7 separate regions of the Homo sapiens genome follow, and regions 1, 2, 4, 5, 6 and 7 are each linked to region 3. Evidence: chromatin loops called from intact Hi-C (ENCODE). Cell type or tissue: heart left ventricle. All regions are shown on one strand.

The links. Hi-C counts contacts between places; a loop is a spot of excess contacts. Peaks named below come from ENCODE experiments on the same cell type or tissue, not always from the same donor. Only the 100,000 strongest peaks of a DNase experiment are listed, where the experiment ranks them.
Region 1: it touches region 3 in a loop (3-fold over the local background); 6 of 110 quality-filtered maps call a loop at or near these places.
Region 2: it touches region 3 in a loop (1.9-fold over the local background); 2 of 110 quality-filtered maps call a loop at or near these places.
Region 4: a loop joins it to region 3, with 2.1 times the contacts of the local background. A loop is called at or near these places in 6 of 110 quality-filtered maps.
Region 5: it touches region 3 in a loop (2.6-fold over the local background); 32 of 110 quality-filtered maps call a loop at or near these places.
Region 6: a loop joins it to region 3, with 14 times the contacts of the local background. A loop is called at or near these places in 26 of 110 quality-filtered maps.
Region 7: it touches region 3 in a loop (3-fold over the local background); 14 of 110 quality-filtered maps call a loop at or near these places.

Annotation. Positions count from the first base shown.
Region 1 is chr1:229,842,410-229,846,409 of GRCh38, forward strand. The region is part of intron 3 of LOC105373162 (a long non-coding RNA gene); the gene reads right to left. Among named protein-coding and RNA genes, the nearest start is that of LINC01682, 41 kb to the right of the region's middle. In heart left ventricle, a CTCF peak has its summit at 1,552; a DNase peak (open chromatin) is centred at 1,582.
Region 2 is chr1:229,862,322-229,866,321 of GRCh38, forward strand. All of the region lies in intron 1 of LOC105373162 (a long non-coding RNA gene), which reads right to left. Among named protein-coding and RNA genes, the nearest start is that of LINC01682, 21 kb to the right of the region's middle. In heart left ventricle, no CTCF peak of the experiment used is centred here; a DNase peak (open chromatin) is centred at 1,555; H3K27ac peaks cover 2,654 bases.
Region 3 is chr1:230,213,614-230,217,613 of GRCh38, forward strand. The region is part of intron 3 of GALNT2 (polypeptide N-acetylgalactosaminyltransferase 2); the gene reads left to right. Among named protein-coding and RNA genes, the nearest start is that of GALNT2, 150 kb to the left of the region's middle. In heart left ventricle, CTCF peaks have their summits at 1,641 and 1,842; a DNase peak (open chromatin) is centred at 1,668; H3K4me3 peaks cover 336 bases; H3K27ac peaks cover 1,754 bases.
Region 4 is chr1:229,832,583-229,836,582 of GRCh38, forward strand. It overlaps LOC105373162 (a long non-coding RNA gene), which reads right to left. Exons shown (of 4, transcript XR_001737830.1): 4 at 3,294-3,496. Among named protein-coding and RNA genes, the nearest start is that of LINC01682, 51 kb to the right of the region's middle. In heart left ventricle, no CTCF peak of the experiment used is centred here; no DNase peak of the experiment used is centred here.
Region 5 is chr1:230,072,280-230,076,279 of GRCh38, forward strand. The region is part of intron 1 of GALNT2 (polypeptide N-acetylgalactosaminyltransferase 2); the gene reads left to right. Among named protein-coding and RNA genes, the nearest start is that of GALNT2, 7.0 kb to the left of the region's middle. In heart left ventricle, no CTCF peak of the experiment used is centred here; a DNase peak (open chromatin) is centred at 1,522.
Region 6 is chr1:229,658,968-229,662,967 of GRCh38, forward strand. URB2 (URB2 ribosome biogenesis homolog) reads left to right here. Exons shown (of 10, transcript NM_014777.4): 10 at 133-1,233. The coding sequence ends at 330. Among named protein-coding and RNA genes, the nearest start is that of URB2, 35 kb to the left of the region's middle. In heart left ventricle, a CTCF peak has its summit at 2,467; a DNase peak (open chromatin) is centred at 2,494.
Region 7 is chr1:230,308,922-230,312,921 of GRCh38, forward strand. No RefSeq gene overlaps it. Among named protein-coding and RNA genes, the nearest start is that of PGBD5, 120 kb to the right of the region's middle. In heart left ventricle, a CTCF peak has its summit at 1,844 (motif pointing left); a DNase peak (open chromatin) is centred at 1,830; H3K27me3 peaks cover 153 bases.

The DNA.
Region 1 (4,000 bases), 370 kb before region 3:
GGATTACAGGTGTGAGCCACCATGCCCAGCCCGGAATTATTAAATCTTCTTGTGATCTTTATTTTTTTATCTCTTTATTGCTGATAATGCTTTTCTCCTTAAAGTCTGATATAAATGTCATGATGTCAGCTTTCTTTTGGTTAATATTACCTGGTATATCTTTCAGTGTTACTTCGTTTTCACCCTTTCTGGGGTTAAGAGGTGGTGTAATACAAAGGCTAAATGTATGGGCTCTAGGAGGGGCCTTCCTGGGTTCAAATCACACTCTCATTAGTTATTTAATCTCAGGCAAATTATTTCACTTCCTTATGATTAACTTTTATTATTATTATTATTTTTTGAGACAGGGTCTCACTCTGTTGCCCAGGCTGCAGTGTAGCTGCATGGTCACGGCTCTCTGCAGCCTCAACTTCCCAAGCTCAGGCGATTCTGCCAACTCAGCCTCCCAAGTAGCTGGGACTATAGGCACATGCCACCACGCCTGGCCAATTTTTGTATTTTTTTGGAGAGATGGGGTTTTGCCATGTAGCCTAGGCTGGTCTTGAACTTCTAGGCTCAAGCAATCAGCCTGCCGTGGCCTCCCACAGTGTCCTTATGATTTACTTTTCTTATCAAAACAGTCTCTGTCTCACTGGGCTATTGGGAAGATTAAATAGATAAATACGGCGTAGTCAGAACAGAACAGTGCTTGGCACATGGTGAGGACCACGTAAGTGTTTACTCATTGTGATTAGATACAGCTCTTATAGATAGTGTATTGCTGGACTTAGGAAAACAAGAATGATAATCTTTGCTTATTAGTTTAAGAGTTTGGCCCATTTACACTTGTTTCAATTATTGATATAATTTTATTCATTTATATAAGAAAAATAAAAAAACCATAATTTTAAAATAATTTTATTTATTCATATGATTTTATTTTGTACTCCTGTCCTATCTTGTCTCTCCATTCCCCCTGCCCTCATCCTTTCTTGTCTTTTATTGGACTGATTGAATTATTCTTCTCTCATTTCACTTTTTCCTCCCTCTAAAAGTTTGAAAATTATGCATTTTAGTTCTGTTATTTTGGTGGTTACCCTAGATATTTTAATATCTATATTTAACTTGACAGAGTCCTCTAGAACAGTAAAAGGACCATAAAACACTGTACTGTTAGTCATATCCCTCCAGGATTATGCTGCTTTTGTCTAGAATTTCGTTTCCAGCTTGAGCTTTTTCTTAATCCTACAAATTGAGTATCATTGCTATTGTTTGATACAGTCAGTAATTACTTAATTTTCACATGGCTGCCATTTCTTTGTTCACCATCTTTTTTTTGCACCTCCGACCTTTTGGTGGGAGGGATCATTTTCCCTATTCCTAAATGCTGTCTTATTAAAGAAGTTCCTTTCATGAGAATCAGTTGGTAACAGATTCTAACAGTTTTGGTTTATCAGTATATGTTTTTACTTTGCCTTTGTCCTTGGAAGAGTGGCAGGAGTTTCAGTGCTTCCTGAACATTCACATGCTCTTCCCCTCCCCTGCAACATCTTCCCTTGCAGCTGGGTGGAGCCCTGTGAGTCACTCTGGCTGATGGACTGGGAGCCGGAGCCACAGGTGTCATTTCTGGACTGAGGCACAGTGAGCATCTCCAGCATGACCCTTTAGCTCTTCTCCTTCTCTGGTGATTCTGCAGGCCATGTGTTGAGATGGTGGAGCCTCAAGATGTAGGCAGCCTGGATTGATGAGTCACTCACTGTATGGTACACAATGTCCTGGAGAGTCACTTGATTAATAGGAGATTTTGGACAAACATAAAATAAATCTTTGTGTAAAAAGTCGGTGATATCTTGGCTCAGTTGTTATTAGCCTATGCAGTCTCGTAAAACCAGAACTTTCCCTTAGGATATTGAAAATATTGTTGTATTGTTTTCTGGATACCATTACTGCTGTTGATTTTATGAAATTGTCATTCTTTTTGTTGATAATCTGCTTTTCTTTCCATCGACTTTTAGTGCTTTTAGTGTCTTTGGTGTGGAGGGAAGGCATGGCAGGAGGCAAATCTCCAAATTTTTCTTGGCCAACCCAGCTCTCTCCCCTCTTGCCTGCAATTCTCAGAGAGAAGGTACTGAGAATGCAACACCCTGAGATAAGCAGGAACCATCTGAAACAGGCTGGGATTTATCCATCCAGGACATCTTCCTAGAACAGGATATCCTGCAAAGCTTGGGCTCAGCAAACCATGTTGCCCCTGGGGTATAAAAACCAAAACACAGCCCTTTCAGGGTCTCTCGGCTGGGATGCGAAGTGAGGCACGTGTAGACAAGACTCCATCTGCCCTGGGCAGCTTTCCTGAACCCGAGGGACTGGTTTGCCATGGATCCTCGGCTTCTGTTTATCTTTGCTGCTCACCTGTGAGTTGTAAATCTGCTTTGCCTGACTTGTGTGACAGTTCCATCTCACCAGACTCACTGGGACAGCCGGGCTAGTGCAAAACCTCCTGCTAGACCTGGAAGCCTGCCATATCTAGGAACCTTAGCAGAAAATGCAAGGACTTTTGAGTGTTCCTCTAGGATTAGCAACAGGTACACAGTGTTCCCCTCACAGGGATTGATACTGATGTATGTTATTCTGCTTCACAGGCACTGTTTAGAGTTTTGCAGACTGAGTGTTCATTTCTTATTGTTTATTGTTCTTGAGATTCCTTGGTGTTGCTGAATCTAAGGATTGGTGTCTTTCATCAATTCTAGAAATTTGTTGGTCATTATTTCTACAAAGTGTGGCTTTTCTCTGCTGTTTCTATTATGTTCTTCTGATGTTCTAAAAACATATATTTTGGGTCTTCTTTCTTGGTGATTTATTTCCGTTGATACCTCTTTTTCATGTTCTCTGTTTGTCTCATTTTGTGTGCTATTTCTTAATATTTACTTTCCAGTTCACCAATTTTCTCTTTGAATCTGATACGTTATTTAAGTCATTCATTGAGTTTCTAATATCAATTATATTTTCCCTTTTTAGAAGTTTTGCTTGGTACTTTTAGGATCTACCTAGTGATTTTATAGTCTTTTGTTCTTCACTTAGATATTTTTCTGAAATTCCCTGGTATTTCTTTAAATGTAATAATAGATTTTTTTTTTTCTGTATCTGATGATTGCCATACCTGTTGTTTTTGCAGTACTTATTTTGTGGTTTGTAGCTTCTGCTGACTTTCTCATGGTGACTTACTTCCTCATATATTTAGTGACTTTTGACTGGGAGCTCAAGTCCCTTGTACTTCTTAGAGTTGTGTTTTGCAGAGAGAATTGGGAATTGACACTTTCCTTTGCCAAGATCTGGGGAAGCGCCAACTTGGGATTACTTTATGTAGATATTTGTCTTGGAAGTTTTGAGGCCATTCATAGAGTGGGAATTCAGACTCCAGATCTGAATGAGTGTGGGTGAGTGGCTAGGAATTTTCAGAAGGTATGTGATTGATTGATTGATTGAGGGATTGCTATTTCAGAACCAAGGCAAAAACAGGCAGTTATTCCCTCTGCCTCCCTCTGCAGGATGGGCTGTGCCCTAGTTCACCCATGGGGATGTGTTACCTTACAGGAATGATGACTTTCTCGAAGGGTTTCTGACGTGATCTCCCACCCTGACCAGACACCTGGCTACTTCTAAACCCGTATCACCCCATCATCTTCTGAACCTGATCTCAGCCCCCAGGGATCAGCATGGAGTCTCAGAAAAAAACCTCATTTCTGATGCTCTCAGGATTGTGCTTGTTGCTATCATCTTAGTCAGGCGTTCAAAAGAATGTTTGAGATGTCTCCCCCAGCAGCTTTAGGTGTTTGTACTGAAAGGCACTATCAGAAATGAAAATTTTCAAATACAGCCTATGTGGCAGGCTCTGTTCTAGGCATTGGAAATCCAGTAAACAAAAGAGACCACAATCTCTGCTCTCATGGAGTCTTAATGGGGGAAGACAAGACATTAAAAATATAAACGACTAAATATATAGTAATAGACAATGATTAGT
Region 2 (4,000 bases), 350 kb before region 3:
GAAGGGGTCAGCTTCTCATGGCTAAGCTGGCCCTGCCTGAGAGAAGCAGGCAAAGGCAGAGTGGGAAGGGAAACATTTTAAAAACCCTCCTCTTTTTTTTTAACCAATTTACCATTTTAACCATTTTTTTTAACAGTCCAGTGACATTAAGTACTTTCTCGTTGTTACACGGCCTTCACCACATCCATCTTCCAGAACTCTGTCATCGTCCCAAACTGAAACTCTGTACTCCTTAAACACGAACTCCACATTCTCCCTCCCACAACCCTGGCAGCCACGATTCCACTTTCTGTCTCTATGAATTTGACTCTCTGGGTACCTCATATAAGTGAAATCATACTGTTACTTGTTCTTATGTGACTGGCTGATTTCACCGAGCATGATGTCCTGAGGTTTCACCCATGTTGCAGGAATCTCCTTCTTTTCTTTTTCTTTTTTCTTTCTTTTTTTTTTTTTTTATAGACAGAGTCTCACTCTGTTGCCCAGGCTGGAGTGCAATGGCATGATCTCTGTTCACTGCAACCTCTGCCTCCCAGGTTGAAGCTATTCTCCTGCCTCAGCCTCCCGAGTGGCTGGGACTACAAGTGTGTGCCACCACGCCCAGCTAATTTTTATATTTTTAGTAGAGATGTGGTTTTGCCATGTTGGCCAGGCTGATTTGGAACTCCTGACCTCAGGGGATCTGCCCGCCACAGCCTCCCAAAGTGCTGGGATTACAGGCGTGAGCCACCGCGCCCAGCCAGAATCTCCTTCTTTTTAAGGCTGAATAATGTTCCATTGTATGTGGAGCACGTATTGTTTGTTCCTTCTTTCACCAGTGGACACGTAGGTTACTCCTTCCTTTCACTATTGTGAATAGTGCTGCTGTGAACATGGGTGCACAAGTATCTCTTTGACACCCTGCTTTCAATTCTTTCAGGTGTATCCTCCGAAGTGGAATATACTCACATGGCAATTCTATTCTTAATTTTTTGAGAAACCACCATGTGATTTTCCACAATGGCTGCACCATTTTGCATTCCCACCAACAGGGTACAAAGGTTCCAGTTTCTCCATATCCTCACCAACACTTGTTGTTTTCTATTTTGTTTTGTTTATTATAATAGCCATCCTAATGGGTCTAAGGGTGGGTCCCATCACTTTTGAGTCCCATGTGGCCCACTATTGTAGAATGGGGCTTGCATTTGTAAAAATTTCTGTTTTTCAAATTAAAAATTAATAACCTACCATTTTCACTGATTTATACGTAAAGTCATGAGAGGATGTGATTGTCACATCACAGATGAGGAAACTGAGACTCAGAGAAATGAAGCGATTTCACTGCCTCTCAGACGTCCAAGATGAAAGAACATCTAAGAGGCAGTGGCGGGCCCAGCACCGGGACACTCGGGCCACCCTGGCAGGGCTTGTCACTACCTCCGTGCCAGGCAGGGGTCAGCCGTTTACTGAGTTGTCCCATCGATTCCTCACACCAGCCTGGGAAATTAAGCATTCACGCCCTCACTTTACAGGCTGGAAACAGAAAGGGAGGTTAGGAGGAGGTCAGCATCTCCCACAGGGAGGGCAGGGCCGGCTGGCTCCTCCAGCCCTGGTCCTAGGAGCACTTCCAAGGTTTCCTTCCCAGCTGAGATCCAGCTGCTCACTGAAAGTCAAGCAGGATAAAGAAAATCAAGTGTTACTCACTGAACAGCAGTGAGAAGCGTAAGGGACAAAGGAAGGCCACCGAGTCGGGAATATCCCACTGCTATTAGCCAGGTCTCAGTGGTCTGTCCCAGAGGGAAGAAATGTAACCTCTGAGTCTTGTTTTCTTCGTGTTCAAGCCAAGGAAGCCAGTTGCCCAACCTCCCAGGTGGCCCAGAGGATTTAATGTAAGTAGCCTAATACAGGACCTGGCTCAGGCAAACATTACTCTCCTTCTCCTTCCCCTTAACAGGGGCTGAGTCCTGGCCGTGTCTGCCCAACCCCAGACAGAAGCGGCATCCCAGCCTGGGAAGGGAGAAGGGCCACAGAGTGTGGACTCATGAGAGGATGATTTAGGGCCAGCAGCAGTGTTCTCGGTGTCATTTGGCATGCCACCATTAGTCAGCTTCCACCAAGTGCCAGGGCCCTATAAATAGCTGCAAGGGTGACATTGCTAAGGCTTCTGCCTTAGAAACTCTCTGCAAAGGACACTGGATCACCCAGGAAAGTGTATTTGTATTCTAGGCAGATATAGAAGTTATGCCACTGAAAATAAAGATTTTATGTATTTGTACATATCTATCCTATAAATAAAATTTATATCCACCTTCCGGGGGTCCAGTCCCACCAGCTCAGTCCTCATTTAATCTGTATGGTGGTTATTAACAGTGTCTGGGAACGAACTGCAGACCTCTCTGAAATATCATCCTTGTCAGTCCCAGGCCTTTCGAGCAGAGCGAGATCTCCTTACTGGGGAATTATGGCGTTCATATTAGCACGCCTGCTAAGAAATTCTTATGCTGCGATACACACTTCCCTGAAGTGTTTCATGGAAATTAGATTTCGGGAGAACAAAATCACAGAGGGCTCCAAGGCTGCAGGAGGCGGGGATCCCTCTTTGTTACCGGTTTGCCCAGTAATTAATTTCTTCCCCAGCTCAATTTGAAGGAAAAGATTGTGCTCATTAATTTATCGTCCACCTGTTCCTGAGGATTATTTTGATTGCTTTTTAACAGGAGACTTTGTATTCAGTAGGGAGATTTAATATCATCCCAAGAGCTGGCATCTGAGTGCAGCGAGCCATGTTATTCTGAGTGATTTCCACCCAAACAAAAACAAGCGCACTCGGTGACTTTCACAGCAAGGCCCTGTCATTCGAACCCTCTGTGCAGAATCTCACGGGGCACCTCCCTTGGTGCCCTCTGCCCTGCCTCGCTCCCTTCTGTGGAGTTTAGGAAGATATTTTGGGGTATCTGGCTCATCCCATATCCCCTTGAGAGGTGACAGCGTGCTGGCAGTCCTCACAGCCCTCGCTCGCTCTCGGCGCCTCCTCTGCCTGGGTTCCCACTTTGGCGGCACTTGAGGAGCCCTTCGGCCCGCCGCTGCACTGTGGGAGCCCGTTTCTGGGCCGGCCAAGGCCAGAGCTGGCTCCCTCAGCTTGCAGGGAGGTGTGGAGGGAGAGGCGCGAGCAGGAACTGGGGTTGTGCGCGGCGCTTGCCGGCCAGCTGGAGTTCTGGGTGGGGTGGCTTGGCGGGCCCCGCACTCGGAGCGGCCGGCCGGCCCTGCGGCCCCGGGCTGTGAGGGGCTTAGCACCCGGGCCAGTGGCTGCGGAGGGTGTACTGGGTCCCCCAGCAGTGCCAGCCTGCCGGCGCTGCGCTCGATTTCTCACCGGGCCTTAGCTGCCTTCCCACGGGGCAGGGCTCGGGACCTGCAGCCCGCCATGCCTGAGCCTCCCACCCACTCCATGGGCTCCTGTGCGGCCCGAGCTTCCCCGACGAGCACCACCCTCTATTCCACGGTGCCCAGTCCCATCGACCACCCAAGGGCTGAGGAATGCGAGCGCACGGCGCAGGACTGGCAGGCAGCTCCACCCGCAGCCCTGGTGCGGGATCCACTGGGTGAAGCCAGCTGGGCTCCTGAGTCTGGTGGGGACGTGGAGAGTCTTTACATGTAGCTCAGGGATTGTAAATACACCAATCAGCACCCTGTGTTTAGCTCAAGGTTTGTGAGTGCACCAATCGACACTCTGTATCTAGCTGCTCTGGTGAGGACGTGGAGAACCTTTATGTCTAGCTCAAGGATTGTAAATACACCAATCGGCACTCTGTATCTAGCTCAAGGTTTGTAAACACACCAATCAGCACCCTGTGTTTAGCTCAAGGTTTGTGAATGCACCAATCGACACTCTGTATCTAGCTGCTCTGGTGGGGCCTTGGAGAACCTGTGTGTCGAAACTCTGTATCTAACTAATCTGATGGGGACGTGGAGAACCTTTGTATCTAGCTCAGGGATTGTAAACACACCAATCAGCACCCTGACA
Region 3 (4,000 bases):
CTTTTACATTTAATGTAAGTACTAGTTTATTGGGGTTTAACACCAACATCTCACTGGTTGTGTTCTCTTAGTTCCACCTGCTTTGTGTTTCTTTTTCCCTTGCATCCTCCTACGTTTTTTCTTCTCTGTTGGTTTGCTAAATTCTTGACTAGTAAGTCCACATGTAGAGCCTAATGTAAATGAATAATTTTATTACTTCTTAGACAATGCACAGACCTTCTAATAATTTACCTTCCACTTACCTTCAGCCCTTTGTGCTCTTGTTGTCATTTAGCTTAATTCTTTCTTTATAAACTCTATAGGATATCTTTTATTGTTTTATGCAGTAAATATCCTTTTGATTTATTCACATATTTATATTCCCATTGCTCCTCATTTCTTATATTTCTATTTTTCTACCTAAGACCATATTCCTTCTGTATTTCATTAGTATTTCTATTAGTCCCAGTATGTTGGCAATGAATTGTATCCTTTTGTTTGTCTGAAAACATCTTAACTTTACTTTTTTTTTTTTTTGAGACGGAGTCTCGCTCATGTTGCCCAGGCTGGAGTGCAGTGGTGTGATCTAAGCTCACTGCAACCTCCGCCTCCCCAGTTCAAGTGATTCTCCTGCCTCAGCTTCCCAAGTAACTGGGATTACAGGCACCCACCACCATACCTGGCCAATTTTGTATTTTTAGTAGAGACTAGGCTTCACCATGTTGGCCAGGCCGGTCTTGAACTCCTGACCTCAAGCCATCTGCCCACCCCAGCCTCCCAAAGTGCTGGGATTACAGGTGTGAGCCACCACGCCCGGCTTACTTTTGTTTTTGAAGAGTCTTTTCACTGACTGTGAAATTCTGGGTTGACAGTGACTGTCAGCACCTTTACGTTGTCTTTCAGTTGTCTTCTGTTTTTTGTTGTTTCTGGCGAAATGTCTACCGTTAGTCTTGTTCTTTTTGAAGACATTTGACTTTTCCTTCCAGCTGCCTTTTCAGATATTTCTTTTTTTCAGCAATTTTGCCATAATATGCCTAGCAGTTGTTTTCCTTGTGCTGAACCTGTTTGGGATTTGTGGAATTTCCTGACTCTTGAGCTTCATGCCTTGTCAGTTTTGCCATGCTGCAGTTCTGTCTCCTCTTCCTCTGAGACCCTAATTTCATCTTTGTTAGATAATTCTGCGTTTCCTCTGTCCCTCATAAGCTCTTTTCTGTACTTTTTATTCTTTTTGATTCCCTGTGTCTCAGTCTGGATATATTTCTGTTGGCCTGCTTCCTGTTCATTGATCCTTTCCTCTGCTCTGTCTAGTCTGCTTTTAAATCCACTGCTGAATTCTTCATTTCAGTGATTGTGTTTTGTTGTGTATGAATAAATACCGAGATATTTCAGGGCTCTCACTGACTTTTTCCTCCAAAGAGGATTTAGTTTTGTTCTCTGGCAGGCAGTTAAAATAGGGCAGGTCACCTTAATCAAGTCTGGAATTGAGCTGGTATAAAGCTGGGTTTCGGTCTTTTGTGAGAGAGCTGGTGAGTTTCCAGTTCTCTTTTGCCACTAGGAAGTAGCCCTGTGGGATTCGACCTGGAAGTCTGGGATATGTATCAGAGCCCAGTTTCCTCAGCAAGCCCTGAAGTCCATTTCTGGCCTCCACAGCTCCACAGCACCTCCAGAAGCTTTCACTTGGCTCTGCACCTACAAGACCATCGCTTCTGCTCGGCTCAGTCGGCCGTTTGGCTCTATGCCGTTTGAGGGGAAGAGGATCAGAGAATGTTGGCCTTCCTCTCTAGGTGCTTCTCCTTTCTGGAAACCTGACCTCACACCTGGCTGCTTTGCTAGCTCTCTAGTGCCTTCAAATAGATTCTTCAGTGTATTTCATCCCGAATTTCTGGTTGCTTTTAGTGAGTAGGTTGGTCTACAGCAAGGAACTTTACTGTCACTGGAAGCAGGAAAAACACCTGAGTGTTTTATTTGGAATTCAAATCCACTCTGAATTTGGCAGTTTATAAATTTTGCCCTGAGCAATAATGTCTATCTCGAAGGAGAGTAAATGGAAATACAGGCTTGAAGTTGGGATGTGTTGCTTTTATTAATAGCTCAACCAGCTGTTAGCTCCCAGACTGAGGTTAAAATAATCTCTGTAAACCCTGGGTTTCTTATCTGTAAAACAATAATCATGCTTGCCTGGCCTGTCTTACAGCATTTTTATTAGGCTCAGATGTACACATAAACTACATACATTAATTACACAAATTCAGGACATTAATATAGTGACTAGTGGCTTGTATATATATCAGCTTTAAGTAAAGAATGAACTGTTATTTTGTTACACTTTGCTCTCAAAATGTGTGTGACATGGCTGGCAGACTTTCAGCTTCCAGTATGTGAATGCCTCTGTCACACTGAGATGGTATTGGATTGTTTTATCATAGAACCAAAAACAGTTGTGGAAATAGCTGTGAAGCAGTGATCCTACCTATTTCAGAAAGAAATTAGACCAGGAAAAATGGAGTCAACAGAGTTTTGCTTGATAAATGAGATCAATCTTCGAGTCCTAACAAACTGTCCTACTTCAACTATCCATTTAAAACCCATCACTTTGCCCCCCGTCGTGGAACCATGAAACTGAAAGAACAACTTTCTTTTTCAGTGGAAGGGTTTTGTATATTTTAGGAAACAGTCAAAATACTGTAAAATTTATTTTAACTTTTTTTGTCATTTAGGCTACGTATTTCACTTGAATATGGTTTCGGAGATTACTTGTGATGTTTCTAATGAACTTAAAAGAAGCAGCATTGTCAGTTTATGGTACATTCATTATTAAGTCAAAACACCGATCTGTTCACTGGTGTAACTGACAATTCACATATACTTTGGAGTTGTCTCACCCCGTTGCCCAAGCTGGAGTACAGAGATGTGATCATAGCTCACCGTAACAAACTCCTGGGCTCAAGCCATCCCCCTGAGTAGCTAAGACTACAGGTGTGCGCCACTGTACTCAGCTGATTTAAAAAATTGTTTAGTAGAGATGGGGTGTTGCTATGTTGCCCACACTGGCCTCAAACCCCTGACCTCAAGTGATCCTCTTGCCTTTACCTCCCAAAGTGCTGGGTTTACAGGCATGAGCCACCATGCCTGGCCTGTACTCTGGAGTTGTTAAATGTTAATGGTAGAACCTATGAGGGCCCATAATCTCCACTGCCATCTGTAAAATTTAAAGTTCAGACTTTTATAGTAACGACTATCTTAACTATATTGAATAAGCCATGATTTTCTTCATCTGACAATAATGTGAGAAAATCCACACCTCTTTGGAAATTCAAGTTATTTAAAAAAGGAAATATCCCAATAGGAATATTGTACTTGGATTTAAAGTTTTATATTCACTGAAGATTTATTTTTATTCTTGGATTTATGCATTTATTTAGCAAAGATTTGAGTGCTAACTACATGACAGGTGTTTTTCTGGTCACTGGGGAAACAGCTGTGAACAAAACATTAAAAAAAAACTCTGCCGTCATAGAGCTCACATTAAGAGGATGGGGGAGAAAACAATAAAATAAATCATTAATTATGTGGTTTTTAAAAAGCATGTTAAATACAGAAGAGAAAAAAAAAGCGGTGGAGGTTAGGAGTGTGAAAGAGTCAAGGGTTTTAGTACTAAACAGGTGATCAGGGAAGATCTCACTGACAGGAAGGTGTTTAGGCAAAGACCTGAGGGAAGGGACGAGGGAGTGTGCGTTTGAATAACTGGGAAGAGAGTTCTCATCAGGGGAGGTGGCAAGGGCAAAGGCCCCAAAGAGGTAGTGTGCCAGGCCTATCTAAAGGACAGCAGGAAGCCAGAGTCGCTAGGCAGGTGGCCATGAGGAAGAGTAGAAAGAGGTGAGGTCTGAGAGGAGTCAAGGCACCAAGCCCTAGGAGCCTGGAGGCGCATGGTAAGGGCATTGGCTTTGTCTCTGTCATAGTCCGTTTTGTGCTGCTATAACAAAATACCTGAGACTGGGTAACTTACAAAGAACAGAAGTTT
Region 4 (4,000 bases), 380 kb before region 3:
TTAATTCAAATTTAACAGGTACCTGTTTGCCTCTTGTAGGTAAATGGCTCTAGTTGCTCAACTAACCACTGCCCTGCCATGAGGATCCCAGTGTGGGACTAGATGGGCCCAGAGAAGGAAGCCGACCACTCTGGCACCATGATGGGACATAACCCACCACCAATCACCAGAGCTGTCTGATGACAGGTTTTGATCAAAAGCAGGAACTGTCTACTTTGAAAAAGCCAGTTCTTCAAGATTGATCGTGAATGATTAACTGAGCCTAAATTCAAATGGACCCAAGCGGCCATTTACTGACTAAAGGTTAAACATGTACTCTGTACTCCTGGAAAAACCACACACTCCATAACTTTGGGACACTCATATCTGTCCCTTTTTATGCTGCCTGAATCAATGGCTGCCAACACCTGGACCCAACCAATAAACTATAACCTCTGGTCAATCTTAACATCAACCAGTAAGAACTAAGCAAGTTTGCAACCCTCATTTGCATAGCATACTGGAGTGGAAGCCTGGGAAAAAACTTTTTCTATAAAGGACAACCCCTTTCTTTGTTCCAGTTGAGTGTACCTTTGTTGTATTGGAGGCTGCATCTCCCTGGTTTGCAAACTGCTCACAGAAATAAAGTGTCTCTTAATCTAATGCTTCTTTCTCAATAGTTTTGTTAACAAATCAACCTTGATGGTAATTTGGTTTCTCAGACTTTTCTATGGTAGAAAGATTGAGTTGACTAATCAACACATTTTAGGAATTATATTTCTCAGCACAGAATAAATAGAATGAGGCAATGGGTTCCTAGTCTCTCTTGCTAGGGTATAGTATTACCACCAAATGGGATTCCCAGACCCTGGTTTGCTGAAGAAGACTTTTCTGATTTTAAACCCCAAAATCCTATGCCCTGGGAAGTGCCTCATTCCTGGGAAGACTGAGACTGCTTGTCACCCTACCACCAGGACAAGAGCCTCCTGAGAATCGAAGTTGAGCACCAGAGTCTTGATCTTTGAGGACAATTGTCCAGTCCCACTGGCACATGTTTATTCTGTCCCCACGAGAAGCCACAGCCTGCCAGGCATTCAGTGAGGCTCACTATCTTAACTGAAGCACATTTAATCTGTAAATATCTGGAAAGCAGATCCAACACCCGAAGGCTGTCATTATAACTCCCTGTAAAGAAAGCCATTACTAAAAGCAGAGAAGTCCAGTAATGGAACGGGTCCAGGGCCAAGGAGTAGGTTTTCTGACAGTATTCCTAGACAGACCAATTGCTCCTCTCTCACAGATAATCCCTAGACCAGCATGGCAAAATTTAGTGAGTGAGTTGTTAAAAATTGCAGATTCCTGAGTGATTTTCCCCCATATTCTGCTTTGGTATATCCAAGGGTAAAGCCAAGGATTCTGCATTTTTAAGTTTCACCATCCATGCTGGTGATCTATAGACCACACTTTGAGAACCACAGCCTTAAAGAAATTGGAACACTAAATGTTTTCATACTCCTGTAGTTTCCAAATATATGTATTACTCATATATATCATCTTCTAGAATCTAATCAATTTTATTTCATCTAATTTAAATATAGTTGTAGCCATTAAACTTTTAAGTGTGTAGCCAGGCCCAGTGGCTCACCTCTGTAATCCCAGCACTTTGGGAGGCTGAGGCGGGCAGATCACTTGAACCCAGAAGTTCGAGATCAGCCTGGGAAACATGGTGAAACCCCATCTCTACGAAAATACAAAAAATTAGCTGGCCATTGTGGCATGTGCCTACTGTAGCCCCAGCTACTCAGGAGGCTGAGGTGGGAGAATCACTTGAGCCCAGGGGTTTGAGGCTGCAGTGAGCTGGGATCATGCCACTGCACTGAGTGACACAGCAAGATCTTGTCTCAAAAAACAAAAACAAAACACAAAAACCAAAAAACTTTTAAGTGTGCTTTAATCTCTGTTCCTTGGCATTTTTCTCATATAAAGAAATTTATTTATTTTTATTTATTTATTTATTTTGAGACGGAGTTTCACTGTTGTTGCCCAGGCTGGAGTGCAGTGGCGCGATCTCGGCTCACTGAACTCTGCCTCCTAAGTTCAAGTGATTCTCCTGCCTCAGCCTCTTTAGTAGCTGGGACTACAGGCGCACGCCACCAAGCCCAGCTAATTTTTTGTATTTTTAGTAGAGACAGGGTTTCACCATGTTAGCCAAGCTGATCTCGAACTCCTGACCTCAGGTGATCCACCTGCCTTGGCATCCCAAAGTGTTGAGATTACAGGGATGAGCCACCACCCTAGCCCATATAAACAAATTTATAAATTGAGTAACATTCTTTATCGGACCGTTTGTTCTTTTTATTTTAATTGGAGGAAAAAATGAGTGAATTCATAGAAGACAGAAGAAGACTTCAGGGGCTGTGTCTATGTTGCAAACAGTTTTCTGCCAGCTGCCCCAGATCTCAGGAACTAAAAAAATCACTTTATTGGAACCACCTTGCTGGGCCTCTCCCTCCCTGTTCAGAGCAGCTAATGAGGGGTCTGGAGAGTAGCTCTATTAAACAAAACGCAAAGAGTGCGTTGGGTGGTGGTATCTCATGTTAATGGTACAAAGCCTTCTCTCTGTTTGTTTTGCATATAGAATTCATTATATGGCATCAGCTGTCTCTGATTTCTTTTTTCCCCAAGAGGGAGACCATTAGAAGCAGGTGAAGACAGAATTATAACGAGCCCAAATCAGATTGCTGTTGGGATTTTATGCAGAGGAGCTTTTGTTTTCCTCTTCAAGTCTGCTTGAATTCCTCCCAGCTACTTCAGGCTTCTGCCTCTGCTCCACTGGCTCCCTGAAGCAGGCACCAAATGCTGGGGTTGCCTGTTATCAGAGCAAAACAAACACCTTCTGCCTCCAGCCCCGTTGTTCCAGTGAATATGGAAAGTTTGTGTGGCTGACTGGGTTTCGGGGAGATGCATTTGGCTGCCTCTCCTCACCTATTTCGTTTGTGCTCTATTAATCAAATGACTTGTGTTCCCCCCCCCCCCAAGCGCCCTTAAGATTGCTAATTAGTTACCTTAGGTCAGTTGGAGGCAATTTTCTCCATTTTATAGAAAATAACAGAGCAGCATCCCTCCTCCGAAGAAATAAGAATAACCCAGGCCCCCATCACCGGTGAAGGTCAAATGAGGGGTCTTTTCTCTGTGGAACAAATACCGGAGGAATAGCCACTCCATGCAAGAGACTAGGTGCTCCAGTGATTACAAAATGAGTTTGCAGCACACACACAGTTTCTGGTCCTCAAGAATCCCATCCATCTCCTTACCTCCTCCTTTCCCCTAGAGAGGAACTCAGAGTTCGACTTTTCTCTCTTTCTCCCTTTGCTGTGTTACTATTTCCATGAGCTCTCCTGGAGTTTTCTCTCCTTGATGGTCCTCTGGGTGCCATCTTTATACTCACCCCCAGACAGAGTGATGAATGGCGTCTTCTCAAGGTGTTCTTTTACAGGTAGAATCGCAGCGATGATACCTGGAAAAAATCTATCAACACTCCATGGTGTCTTGGTTTTGGGATTGGACAACGATTTATGCCTTTAATTTAGGGAGCTGGTTTCCCTTGTTTTATCTTTCAGGGGACAAGCCCAGCCCATTTAGGCTGTCAGTGAGCGGCAGTACCATCGACAGTCTAAACATTCTCTAGACCTTAATATTATTCTCATGTTAAATTCAGTTTAGCCTAAAGCTGCCTCCTTACCTATTTAAAGTTCAGCCTAAACGTTGCTCCATACATAGTGAACCCAATTGGATGTGTAAAGAGACCGTAACCTACTCTTGGAACAAGTAGCCGAGTCTCAGCCAATCACAAAAGCTGTACTTCAACCAATCACAGGCAGCCAACTGTTCAAACTGTATTCAAATAAGGCAAATACCGAGCTGCAGCCAATCGGGCTGTTTCTGTGCCTCACTTCTGCTTTCTGTACGTCGCTTTCTCCTTTCTGTCCATAAATCCTCTCCCACCACGTGGCAAAGCCAG
Region 5 (4,000 bases), 140 kb before region 3:
TCAAAGCAGGCAAGGCCACTGTCCTGCCTAACTTCTAGCAAGTCCAGAGGCAGTGGGCTTAGTGAAAGCAGGTGTGGTGGGGCGGGGGTGGCGGGGGGTGCGGTGAGGCTGCCTGGGACAGAGACACAGGTGTAAGCAGGAGTCGACTGTGAGGCTCTGGCTGAGATCCCAGGAAGGGAAGCTAGGTATTCCTGGGAAAAGCCTGTGAAGTCTCCTGGAGTGCCCAGCAGAATTCACGTGATGAGAAAACACACAAACCTGGCCAAGTCTATGCTCCCTGTTGGTTTTTGTGCTTTTGTCCTTGTGAAGCCTCTTCTGGAAGCTCTGCATGGGTGATGCTGAGCCGTACAAGTCAGTGGATATCCAGATGGAAACACACTGGCTTAGCCATGCCACTCACATGTAACAGTGGGGCACTTCCATGCTGGTTGTTAAATATGCTCTGCCTTGAGACCCCCTGAGTGCCCTCCGGTTCCTAGCTGCCCTGGTCTTTCCTTGGGATCTCTTTCCCATGTTCAGCAATCAAAGGGTTGAATCCTGACACTTGAGGGGCCTCTTGGACCCACTTCTGTGCCTGTGCCATAGTGAACATGCTGATTGTCACCCCTGCAAATGTGCCACTTGGATAGAAGGAGGCCTAGCCCCACTTCCATGATGGGAACAATCCCTTTTCCCTCTGAGTAAGTCTTGATTCACTGTTACTGTTGAGAGTTCTGGTTCCACCATTGTAATCTTGTGGCCTTGCCTCTAGACTGCCTTATGGGTGAGGTGTTTTTAAGGAGGAGGGATGTCTTGGTACTTCCATATGCAAACCCCCCTGAATGGGTCTGGGATAGGCTGGGCCTGGCGGGGAACTCTCCTCTATGGAGAATTACATTGAATTCATTGATGTGTGCTCACCAGTGATCACTCCTGTCCTTAGAGTGGAACTTGACCTTGTTCTCTTAACAGTGTGAAGATTCCTTTACCTTGGCCCTGTGCTTGATCTTCATGATGAACCCAGTATGGAGTTGGCAGGAAAGCTGTCTTCAGATTACCTGCCCAGTCCAGAAAGCCTCTCCCACCTTTCTCTATTGTAAACCATGGAAATAAAAGGGGCTCAAGACACTAATCCATCTTCCCTGATGGGCCCCCACCTTTCTAGGGTTCCCTGCTCTAAGCAGGTGGCACTGTGCTCCTGCCTGGCTCTTGCCTCCTGCAGCACAGGGTGAAACACTGGCATTTTTGCACTTAGTCATGTCTACTAGTATGGGCCCCAGAAGCATGGGGTGTTTTATATGGATTAGGTTTCTTAGCATGCTGAAATGTAGATGACAGTGATTCATCAGGGCCGGATTTGGAGATAAACAAAAACTGTCACATAGAGTCTCACTCATAGGCTTACATTTAAAAAGCTTTCCCAGGCTATGGGAGTTATATGAGCCCCTTGTCTCACTGAGGCGGGCTGTCACAAAGAAGCAGTTAAGGGCTGGCTGCCTGGGGGCTGGGAAATGGGCCGATCCCTCATGGCTCAGCCTGCCCTTGCTGGCTGCTTGCCCTGGTCAACTGTCCCTTCTGCCGCAGCCTTCCAGGAGCTCCCCATGGAACAGAGAGTCTCTCCTAGGCCACTCTGCTGACCACCTCCTCCTGCCCATGGCTGGCAGTTTTCTGTCCCTAACTCTTAGGGAAGAGGAATGGCCAGGAGGGTTGGGGGTAGAGTTACTGAATTTCCAGAGTTCAGGTCAGGACATGCATTTGGGCAGGGACAAGGGTACTTTCGGGACTGTGGTTGCTCTGGTTCAGTTTCTTAACTCTGGCACCATTGACATTTTTGGCTGGCTTTTTTTTTTTTTTAAGACAGTTGTACTCTGCCACCCAGGTTAGAGCTCAGTGGTACAACCAGAGCTAACTGTAGCCTCAAACTCCTGGGCTCAGGTGATCCTTTCACCTCACCCTACCGAGTAGCTAAGACTATAGGCATGTGTCACCACAGCAGGCTAATTTTTAAATTTTTTGTAGGGACAGGGTTTCACTATGTTGCCCAGGCTGGGCTCAAGCGGTCCTCCTGCCTTGGCCTCCCAAAGCATTGGGATTCCAGGTGTGAGCGACTGCACTGGGCTGGATCATTCTTTGTTGTGCAAGGCTGTCCTCTGCATTGTATGATGTGTAGCAGCTTCCCCAGCCTCTCCCCACTAGATGCCAGTAGTTCTCCCACCCCTGATCTTCCAAGTTGTAACAACCAAAAATGTGCAGACATTGCCAAGTGTCCTGGCGAGGGTGGGAGGTGGGCAGAATTGCCCTTGGTAGAGAACCACTGCCTTAGTCCGTTAATTTTGATTTCATTCCTTCTGTCTGAGCCATTATGGTTAGACCTTCTTGTAATGAGACTGCCTTTCTGTGTGGTCTGGGGTGAACCACTGTGGGGAGGGCTAATATATTAATACGTTTTAATTTTCAAAATTTAATAAACACTTTCATGGCACTCACTGTGCATAGAAATAAAAGGGCTGCATTTCATCTCAGCCCTTTTATTTCTTCTAGTGTACTGATGAAACTGAAGCACAGAAAGGTTAAGTGACTTTCCCAAGGTCACAGAGCTCACAGGTGGCAGACCCAGGGTTGTCTGGTGGAAGAGATCTCCTCAGGGCCTCTGGAGGCAGTGGGGTTTTTCTGCAACTCCTGGCCGAGGGTTTCTGCCAGCCAGCAGTGAACCTGGCTTGCTCCTGCTCCCTGGGCCTCCCATGCCCCTTCCTTGCATTGGCAGTGCCCTCATACTGCGGCCTCATTTGGAAAGTTCCTGGAAGGCATCTTGGAGCAGATGCACACTTGATAATGCTTTGATAGTAGTGCTGGTCTGTTTTGCTTTTTTTTTTTTTTTTTTTTTTGAGACAAAGTCTCACTCTGTCGCCCAGGCTGGAGTGCAGTGGCACAATCTCGGCTCACTGCAACCTCCGCCTCCCGGGTTCAAGCGATTCTTGTGCCTCAGCCTCCTGAGTGGCTAGGATTACAGGCACCTACCACCATGCCCAGCTGATTTTTGTATTTTTAATAGAGACAGGGTTTCACCACCCAGGCTGGTCTCAAACTCCTGACCTCAAGTGATCCACCCACCTCGGCCTCCCAAAGTGCTGGGATTACAGGCGTGAGCCACCGTGCCCGGCTGCTCTTTTCTTCATTTTTACCTTTTGCTCCATGGAATTTGTGTTCCTACCCTCCAGGCCTCTGCCTGTCCTGAAGGCCGCAATCCTCAGCTGCCCCTCCGGAAGGAGCAGAGATGAAAACTGGCTCTGGTTCTTTTCATTTATTCTTTCAGTGAGTATCTCTTGAGACCCTCCTATGTGCCAGGCACTGCTTGAGTGTTTGGGAGTACACCAGTTGTTGTAGCAGACACGGAATCCTTGTGGTCTTGGAGCTTTCATTCTAGTGGGGGGCTGCGGGGAGCCAGACAGTAGACATGAAGTCAGTTACGTCGTGTGCAGAAAGGTGCTGTGTGCTGTGGAAAAAATAGAGCAGTGTATGGGGATTAGGGATGAGGGCGGAAGGATAGTTGCAGTATTAAAGTGGTGATCACGTAGGCTCATGGGGAAGGCAGGATTGGAGCTGAGACTAAGAGGGAGCCATTGTGGTTCCCTCTGCTTCAGAGGTAGCCCCTGGTTTCATCTTCGTCCAGCCTCTTTTTCGGTGATCTCTCTACTCCTTGGTTTCTTTTGCTAAACAAATGAGCCAGTTTTCTTTCCCGAAGGATGTTGCCTTTGGTTGGCTAGTGGTGGAGTTTCCCTCCATGCTGTAGACATCTTGGTCACCTGTTCTTGTTCTGGTCTCCTCGATGAGGCATGAATGCATCCTGGTTAAAAGGTTGTGTGTACTCTCATAATCGCTTCCCTTACTACAGACCTGCAGCTGCTCGAGGCAGTTTTAATTTAGACTGCTCCAGCAGTTTAATTTGCTGATCAGCTTCGTGGGATATGCTTGTGGAACAATCTCATTTCTTGATTCCTGAGCTGACTTCTGTGAAGCACCA
Region 6 (4,000 bases), 550 kb before region 3:
ATGTCGATTTTTTTCTCAATTTGGAGGTCAGTTTGAAATTACTTGTTAGTGCTTCCCAAGGCATTGTTGGCAGGTGGTGCGGCTTGATCTCTGCCCCCAATTGTTCTCACAGAGGTTTGCCTTTTTCCTCAGGTGACCTTATATCCAGCTGTGAAAAGTCTGCTGCAGGAGGGCATTTACCTCATCCTGGACCTCTGCATCGAGCCTGACGTCCAGTTCCTGCGGGCCTCGCTGCAGCCGGGAATGAGAGACATCTTTAAGGAGCTCTATAATGACTATCTCAAGTACCACAAGGCCAAACATGAAGGAGAGAAAAGATATACGGCCTAAGGCTATGGGACAGAAGTGCCGCCAGTGACACTGTCCAGAGGCTTTGGCTGCATGGTCTGAAAGAGCTGGAGAATGAAAGACTTAAGATGTTCTAATTCGTAGTATTGGTATACATAGAAAATCCTTTGGGGTTTATGTAGTATATTTTGATGTATTTTACATCGTGTTTTTCTTACTATTTTTTAATACATAGTTTTATGCAGTAAGTATTGCAATAGAATCCTGAAAATTGACCCTGGGATGAGATTAATTCAATAGAAAAATTGCTGACTCTTGGGACCTTTCTGTGTTTGGTTCTCGTCTTGGCTCAGTGGTTTGGTGTTCCCTCGTCTGCACTGGAAACTACATAAAACTTGGCTTTTTACTTTGGGTACATGGGCGTATAATTCAGCCCTGTTTAAATATACTTGCCTTTCAAATTCTTCAAGTAACATGGGAAGTATTCTTGAAATGTCACATTTTCTGCCTTCCCTCTAAGTATGCTTTCTGAAGAAGTCAGGGAAAGTTAGAGTCTGTGGCCTGAGGTGTCTGCTCTGGGTGGCGATAGTGGGCACCTCAGGCAGGTCGGTGACGTTTAGCACAGGTGCCAGGGCTCCTGCCTGCTCCTCCTGTGTTAGCTCTGTGAAGTTCATTTAGGAATTTTTTTTTCCTATGCAGTTTAAGAAATAATCCTAATTGTTTTTTCTTATTACCTAAGCAATATATTTTTATTATAGCAACCTCAGAAAAGAAAAATAAAAGGATAATTTAAAAAACTCATTCATAGTCTCAGTTACCCAGATAACCTCGGTTGTCACCTTGGAGTATCTTGTTGTAGTCCCTTTACTATGTGTATGTATATAGATGTGCATATAAATATATATAGTAGCTAAATTGGATCATAAATGCATTTTTTTAAAGTTACCTTTTTTCCTGTGTAATATTTTAAGTAACTCTGGGTCAGTGAAAACATTCGACATATATTTTTTTTGGCTGCATAGTAGTCCATTGAGTAGATATTGTTGTTTTATTTAATAAGTACACCATGGTTAGACATAGGTATCTGTCCAAATTCCCTTTTATAGATGGTGCTTGCAGCTGAATTATTTTCAGAAGATGAATTCTCATGAGTTGTATTATTTGTCAGAAAACCACATCATTTTTAAAGGATTTATATAAATATTGCCAAATTGCCCCCTAGAATATTACTAATTTATTTTCCTACTAGTGAGTCAACTTTAATATTATTGATTTTTGTTTCTTTATGCTTCCTTGATAGGAGAGAGATGTTATTCTGTTTTGAATTTCTTTAATTACTAAGAGATTATACATTTTTCACATTTACCATTTTTATTTCTTATGTAAATTATGTTTATATAATTATCTTTCTTCTGTAATAGCACATTTCTCAATTGGGATATTTACCATTTTTCTTATTCACTGTCTTTGGGGGAATCATGTTGGAATTCCCTTTTTAATTAGTTCAAAATGCAGACTTTTGAAGTTATTTGAAGGATCATCCTTAAGCAAAGGCTTTTTTTTTTTAACACTGTATTTTCAAGCAGATGTGATTGGAGCAGACAATATAAAATGAATGTCTTTGATACCTAAGAGAAATGGCCCTTGTTTTACGCCCCACATTTGATTTTATTTCCTGTGCTATCTTGTGGGGGCTGGGGGACAGTCCTGCCTTACGCACTGCACATGTCATCTGTTCCCTTCCCTTCCTCATCTAGACTGTGTGTGCAGAGGGCCTTTCGAAGCTCTGGCCACCAGAAATGTCTTCGGCTGGTCTGGCATCCTTTCGCTTAATGCTTTGTGTTGACAGAATTTTGTTTCTGTAGTAAACTCCCTGCAGGAGCCTCGAAGAGAGTCTGGTGGCGCCATTTCTTGTTCACAATTGGAGATGGGTGTTGGTGTGAGCGGGCGACCTTTCAAGGACACGAGCTGTAAACAAGCGGGAGCTAAAACACGGTCTTAGGTTTGCCTCTGGTTCAAGTGCCCAGACCGGAAGCTAACTGTCTCCAAGGCCTTCATGGAGCCATGGCTAGTTTTTCCTGTGCTGAAAGTTCTGAAGGCCAGAGGTGAGGGGACCATCCTTTCCCCCTGCCTTGGGAATGCTGGGTGAGCTGACGAACGTGGAGCAGTTCATCAGGCGTCCTGGTGGTGGCACTGCAGGGCCTTTCGAAGGGAGTTGGCAGCGGCTGCCAGGTAGTCAGCCTTGAAGGAAGGGAAGGACGAAGAGAAGGCTGGGACTCCACCTCCTCCCTGCACAGCTCTGAAGGGCTCTCTGCTGTGTTCCCATTTCTGGGGAAGCAGTCACAGGTTCCTCACAGTCATTTCTATTTGAACTCTAAACGCTCCTCAGCAAAGAATTTGTTTTAACTCCATTTTGCTGATTCATAGGGTAGAAGAAACATGTTTCTGGCTGGCAAATATGGAGGCTCTGTTGTTCATTTTTATCCTGTTAGAATAGACCTCACAAGCAAAGAGAGTTGGCCCAGCCAGCTCTCCACATGGCAGAGTTGGGGACTCAGCTTGGGGAACGGCAAAATGCTGGGCTTCAGAGAGACTGTCCCCACTGGACTTGCTGTGGCTCCAGACCCCCATCACCTGACAGATGTGCATGAATCACCTGTCTGTACCAGGCACGGAGACATGGCCCTGGTCCTCAGGGAGCTTTCTAGTAGAGGACATTGACAATGAGCCAGGAAACAAATAGGCCAGGGGGTGATCGCGGGGTTGGCAGCAAAGCAGACAAGTTCAGTGGCTGGAGAAAGAGGTGATATTTGAACTGAGACCTGCCTGGGTGGTGAGAGGCGCCCCTGGAAGGGCCTGGGGTGCTGATCCTTAATGCCTGCACTGAATCCATGTGGCAGCCTGGTTTTGGCTGAGGGCGGACACCTGAAGGGAGGGGTGGGCGTAAGGGGAGTTGGGTGAGAGAAGGCTCAGCGGGGTGACTTTGCCTGGGATGTTGCCTTGGGCGGTCCTGGACAGTAGTACATCAGGGGGCCCCCAATGGCACAGACAACACACAGCCCCGTTCTCGACCTTGCCCTGCTTGTGGACCACAGTGGGTGGGTCTCCTTCACAGCCTGTCTTCTGCAGCTTCCCGGACTCAGCCTCCTACAGTAGCTGTGGAAACTGCCCAATGTTAAGGAGTGATGTGAAGTCTCCAGAAAAAAAGACAGCAAAGAGGGGGTGTCTACTTGAAGGGATTTGGGGGAGTTTTTTTTTTTTTCGGTTTCTCTTTTTCATTTTTCTTTGGAGACAGGGTCTCGCTCTATTGCCTAGGCTGGAGTGCAGTGGTGCAATCCTAGCTCACTGCACCCTCCAACTCCTGGGCTCAAGCGATCCTCTTGTCTCAGCTTCCCAAGTAGTTGGGACTACAGGTGCACACCACCACAACCAGCTAATTTTTAAGTTTTTAGTAGAGATAGTCTCACTATGTTGCCCAGGCTGGTCTGGGACTCCTGGCCTCAAGCAGTCCTCCCTTCCTTGGCCTCCCAAAGTGCTGGGATTACAGGTGTTAGCCCCCGCACCTGGCCCTGGTTTCTCATAACTCATAGAGGTAACTTTGATTTATTGCCGGCATGCCAGGCTATAGCCTGAATTCTTTTGTCTAATAAGCTCATACGTTTCTGCTTTATGTCTCATAAAAGCCGCTGTAGAGGCAGCAGCAGTGTCGTTT
Region 7 (4,000 bases), 95 kb after region 3:
AAAAGGCAAGTGCGAAACCCTCGGGGCACCACGAAACACTGGGAGTCAGCACTGTGGCTTGACAAGGCCCCAGGCCGCCTGTGCTCCGTGCCCCATGGTTTCTTGGGCATGGCCAGAGTCACCAGAAGCGGTGCGGGTCCTCGGAGAGCCCTGCAGCCCCCAGCCCGGCTTTGCTTCTCGCCATCTCACAGCAGTCTGTGGGTGCCGCCAGTCTCCCGCACATGCCACCACATTGGCCAAGGAAAGGCTCGCAAGTGAGACATGAATTCCCCAATTAAGCTTGCTGGAATTGTGCCCCAAAATAAAGAAATTAATTAAAGTCTTTTTGCCAGCATCAACTGGGCCGGAGGTGGGCTTGGACGCCCCATCTTGGAGCTCACGCCTCCTTCTGAGAGCGCATCCTTAGCTCCCTGGCATCTTGTGCATTGGAGGCAATAAAGGTCCAAGGCAGGGAAGACCTCAGAAGCTTGGGTGGCTCCACTGTGTCCCTGCTGCCTGTTGGTGACCCACAGCGTCCTATGGGTCAGGGGAAGGCTAAGCTGTCCCGGGTCAGGAGGCACAACCTCCTTACCACCTTGACTGTGTCCCTGCAAGTTAACCAATGACACAGAACAATCCAGATGTTTGTTGGGTGTAGTGGCGGGAAGAGCCATTTGCTCCTAGATATTTTCCAAAAGAGAGACGAGTCACGTGGTCTGGGAGACGGTGTGATGCTGAGGAAACATGGGAGTTTTGGGTTCAAATACTTCTGGGTTCAAATCCTGACCGTCCTTTACTTAGGGAGGCGTGAGCGTGTTTGAGCGTCACTATTCTCATTTGTAAAATGGAGAGGAAGGCATAAGGGGTGAGAGACAGGGCTGCCCAGAAACCTTGCTCTAGGCCAGAGGTCCTCAACCTAGGCCTCGGGTGGAACCCAGGCACCCGCAGTGATTCCAACATAGAACAGCTGTGGACCAGACTGTGGTGGGTCCTCGGAGTCACCTGGCAGTCCCTCTTGTCAGACCTTGCTCCAATCTGGCCTCTCAGGGAGCGTGGCTACACCAGCCTGCTGCTCCCCACTCCCCGACACTCCCCAAATCCTGCTCTATGTTTTCCTTTTCCGTAACACTCGGTGTCCTTTAAAAGATTCTGCTGAGGCCGGGTGTGGTGGCATACGCCTATAATCCTAGCACTTTGGGAGGCCAAGGCGGGTGGATCACCTGAAGTCAGGAATTCGAGACCAGCTTGGTGAACATGGTGAAACCCTGTCTCTACTAAATATACAAAAATTAGCCAGGCGTGGTGGCACGTGCCTGTAATCCCAGCTACTCAGGAAGCTGAGGCAGGAGAATCCAGGAAGCTGAGGCAGGAGAATCACTTGAACCCGGGAGGTGGAGGTTGCAGTAAGTCGATATCGCGCCATTGCACTCCACCTGGGGGGACAAGAGCGAAACTGTCTTGAAAAAAAAAAAGATTCTGTGACCCTTTTTGTGTTTATGGTGCTCTCTCCTCCTGTGGAACGTAAGCTCCATGAAGGCAGGGGCCTCTGTGTTGGTGACTGTCCCCAGAAGTGCCCGGCCCCTAACAAGTACTGGTAAACACTGGCTGGAAGCCGAAATGTGGAATCAGCAAGCCCCTTTTCCATTCCTGTCCCCATCACTTTACGGTGCTATAGTCTCCATGACTTTGCTTATTGTTCTCTCCCCTTGCTCTGGACCAGCAGAGACCTCGTCTGTCTTATTTAGGGCAGTGTCCACAGTGCCTGGAACACTGTCCACTCCAAACTCCGAAGGCATTTGTTGAACGAATGCGCTATTGTGTGCAGGGGACGGAGGCTCATAAGGTGTCCTCTGCTGCCCTCTGCTGGGCAGCCATGGGAAAGGCTTCATCTCAAAGAAGGTGGACAGTCCGAAAAGGGGGAGGGTGAAAATTTGGTTTGGGAGCAGGTTGTTAATTACATATTTTTCGTTTTAACTCTGTTAAAATCAGACAAATCTGCCTACACCTTCCCACTCTCCTAGGCCCTTCTTCATTCCATCCATGCCAGGACAACAATCCTGGATTTTTATTTTTATTTTTTTTAATTAAGATAATTTTTAATTGATATCTAATAGATGTACATATAGTTTCAGGGCATCCTGGATTTTGAAGTATTCCATCCTGTTAACTCCATGAACACACTTATTCTCGCAGGCACTGGCTCTCCTTTTTGGGGTTGGACTCCCCTCTCCTGGTCTCTCGACGTTTGCTTTGCTGGAGGGTGAGTGTGAACAGAGCCGCTACCAGCATTGGGCCTCACTCAGGCCGCATAAGGTCAGACTGCTGCTAAGGGTTGGGGCGACTCAGGGAAGGACAGCTCTCCATCTTTTTCTAGTTCCTGGGACTGAGGAGAGTGTGAGAGGGGGACAGAGAGGGTGAATCAGCCACAGCCTAACTGGGAAATGCTTGGCACAGAAAAATCTCGTGTCCAGTTACCTTTGGCTTCTTCGGGATCGAGAGCCTCCTCCCTCCAGACTGGTTACTGTTCCTTTAGGCAGGTTTCTTTTTTAATTTTTAAGTTTTAGAGGCAGGGTCTCACTGTGTCTTATCTAGGCTGGAGTGCAGTGGCGTGACCATAGCTCACTGCAGCCTCGACTACCTGGGCTAAAGTGATCCTCTTGCTCCAGCCTCCCCAGGAATTGGAACCAGAAATTTTTAATGTGTATAGACTTCACATTCTCTTGCCTGGTACTGTCAGGGTGGTTTAACCTGGGCAGAATTTTCAGACTCATGTCTATTGGCCCAAGATCCTCCCAGTGACAAATCCCTGAGCTTTTTGGCTCTAAATCAGCTAGTGTCACGTGGGTTTGTTCCAAAAAACGAGTCTACTCATTCTGTAGAATAACATCCACACCTGACCTCTCTCTGGCCATGTCAGTCTCCCATAGCAATTACTTTTAAAATATTCTGCCCCAGAGACAGAACATGATTCATGTATCCCCATTTGTGGTTGGGAAAATACGGGCTTCATTCCTTGATTAATTTTTACATACTATTATCACTCTGGCCACATGAGATATTGCGTTTGTGTCTCTCCCACTATTTGACAGCCCTTGATGGCAAAGACTGTCCTTGCTTATACCCTTAGTGTTTAGCATAGTGCCTACTGATTTGGAAGAGCTCAATTAAAGTGTTTTGAATGAATGACTTAGTCCACTTGCCCTGTACTATTCTTCTGCTCAAACTAGAACATGTTTGTCTTTTTTTGTGTGTATTCCTGTGCATGTCCCCAAAGGCCCACAGCCCTGGGAGATGGTTCTGTTTTTTTGTTTGTTTGTTTTTGTTGTTGTTGTTATTGTTTCAAACAAACAGCGTCTTGTTTGGGCTAAAGTGATCCTGGGCTAAAGTGATCCTTCAGCCCAAGCTGAAGTGCAGTGGTGCAATCAGTGCTCACTGCAGCCTTGAATTTCTGGGCTTGAGCGATCCTCTGCCTCAGCCTCCCAAGTAACTGGGACTGCAGGCTGCAGGTGCATGCCACCATGCCCAGCTAATTTTTTTTTTTTTTTTTTTTTTGGAGACGAAGTCTTGCTCTGTCACCCAGGCTGGAGTGCAATGGCGCTATCTCGGCTCACTGCAACCTTTACGTCCCGGCTGCAAGTGATTCTCCTGCCTCAGCCTCCCTAGTAGCTGGGATTACAGGCGTGTGCCACCAAGCCCAGCTAATTTTTGTATTTTTAGTAGAGACAGGGTTTTGCCATGTTGGCCACGTTGGTCTTGAACTCCTGACCTCAAGCAATCCACCCACCTCAGACTCCCAAAGTGCTGGGATTACAGGTGTGAGCCACAGCACCCAGCCCAGCTAAATTTTTAAATTCTATTTCTCAGAGACAGGGTCTCACTATGTTTCCCAGGTTGGTTTGGAACTCCTGGCCCCATGTGATCCTCTTGCCTTGGCTTCCCAAAGTGCTGGGATTATAGGCATGAGCTACTGCGCCCCAGCACCACTGGGAGATGTGATCAGCATTCAGTCAATGTGGCAGGG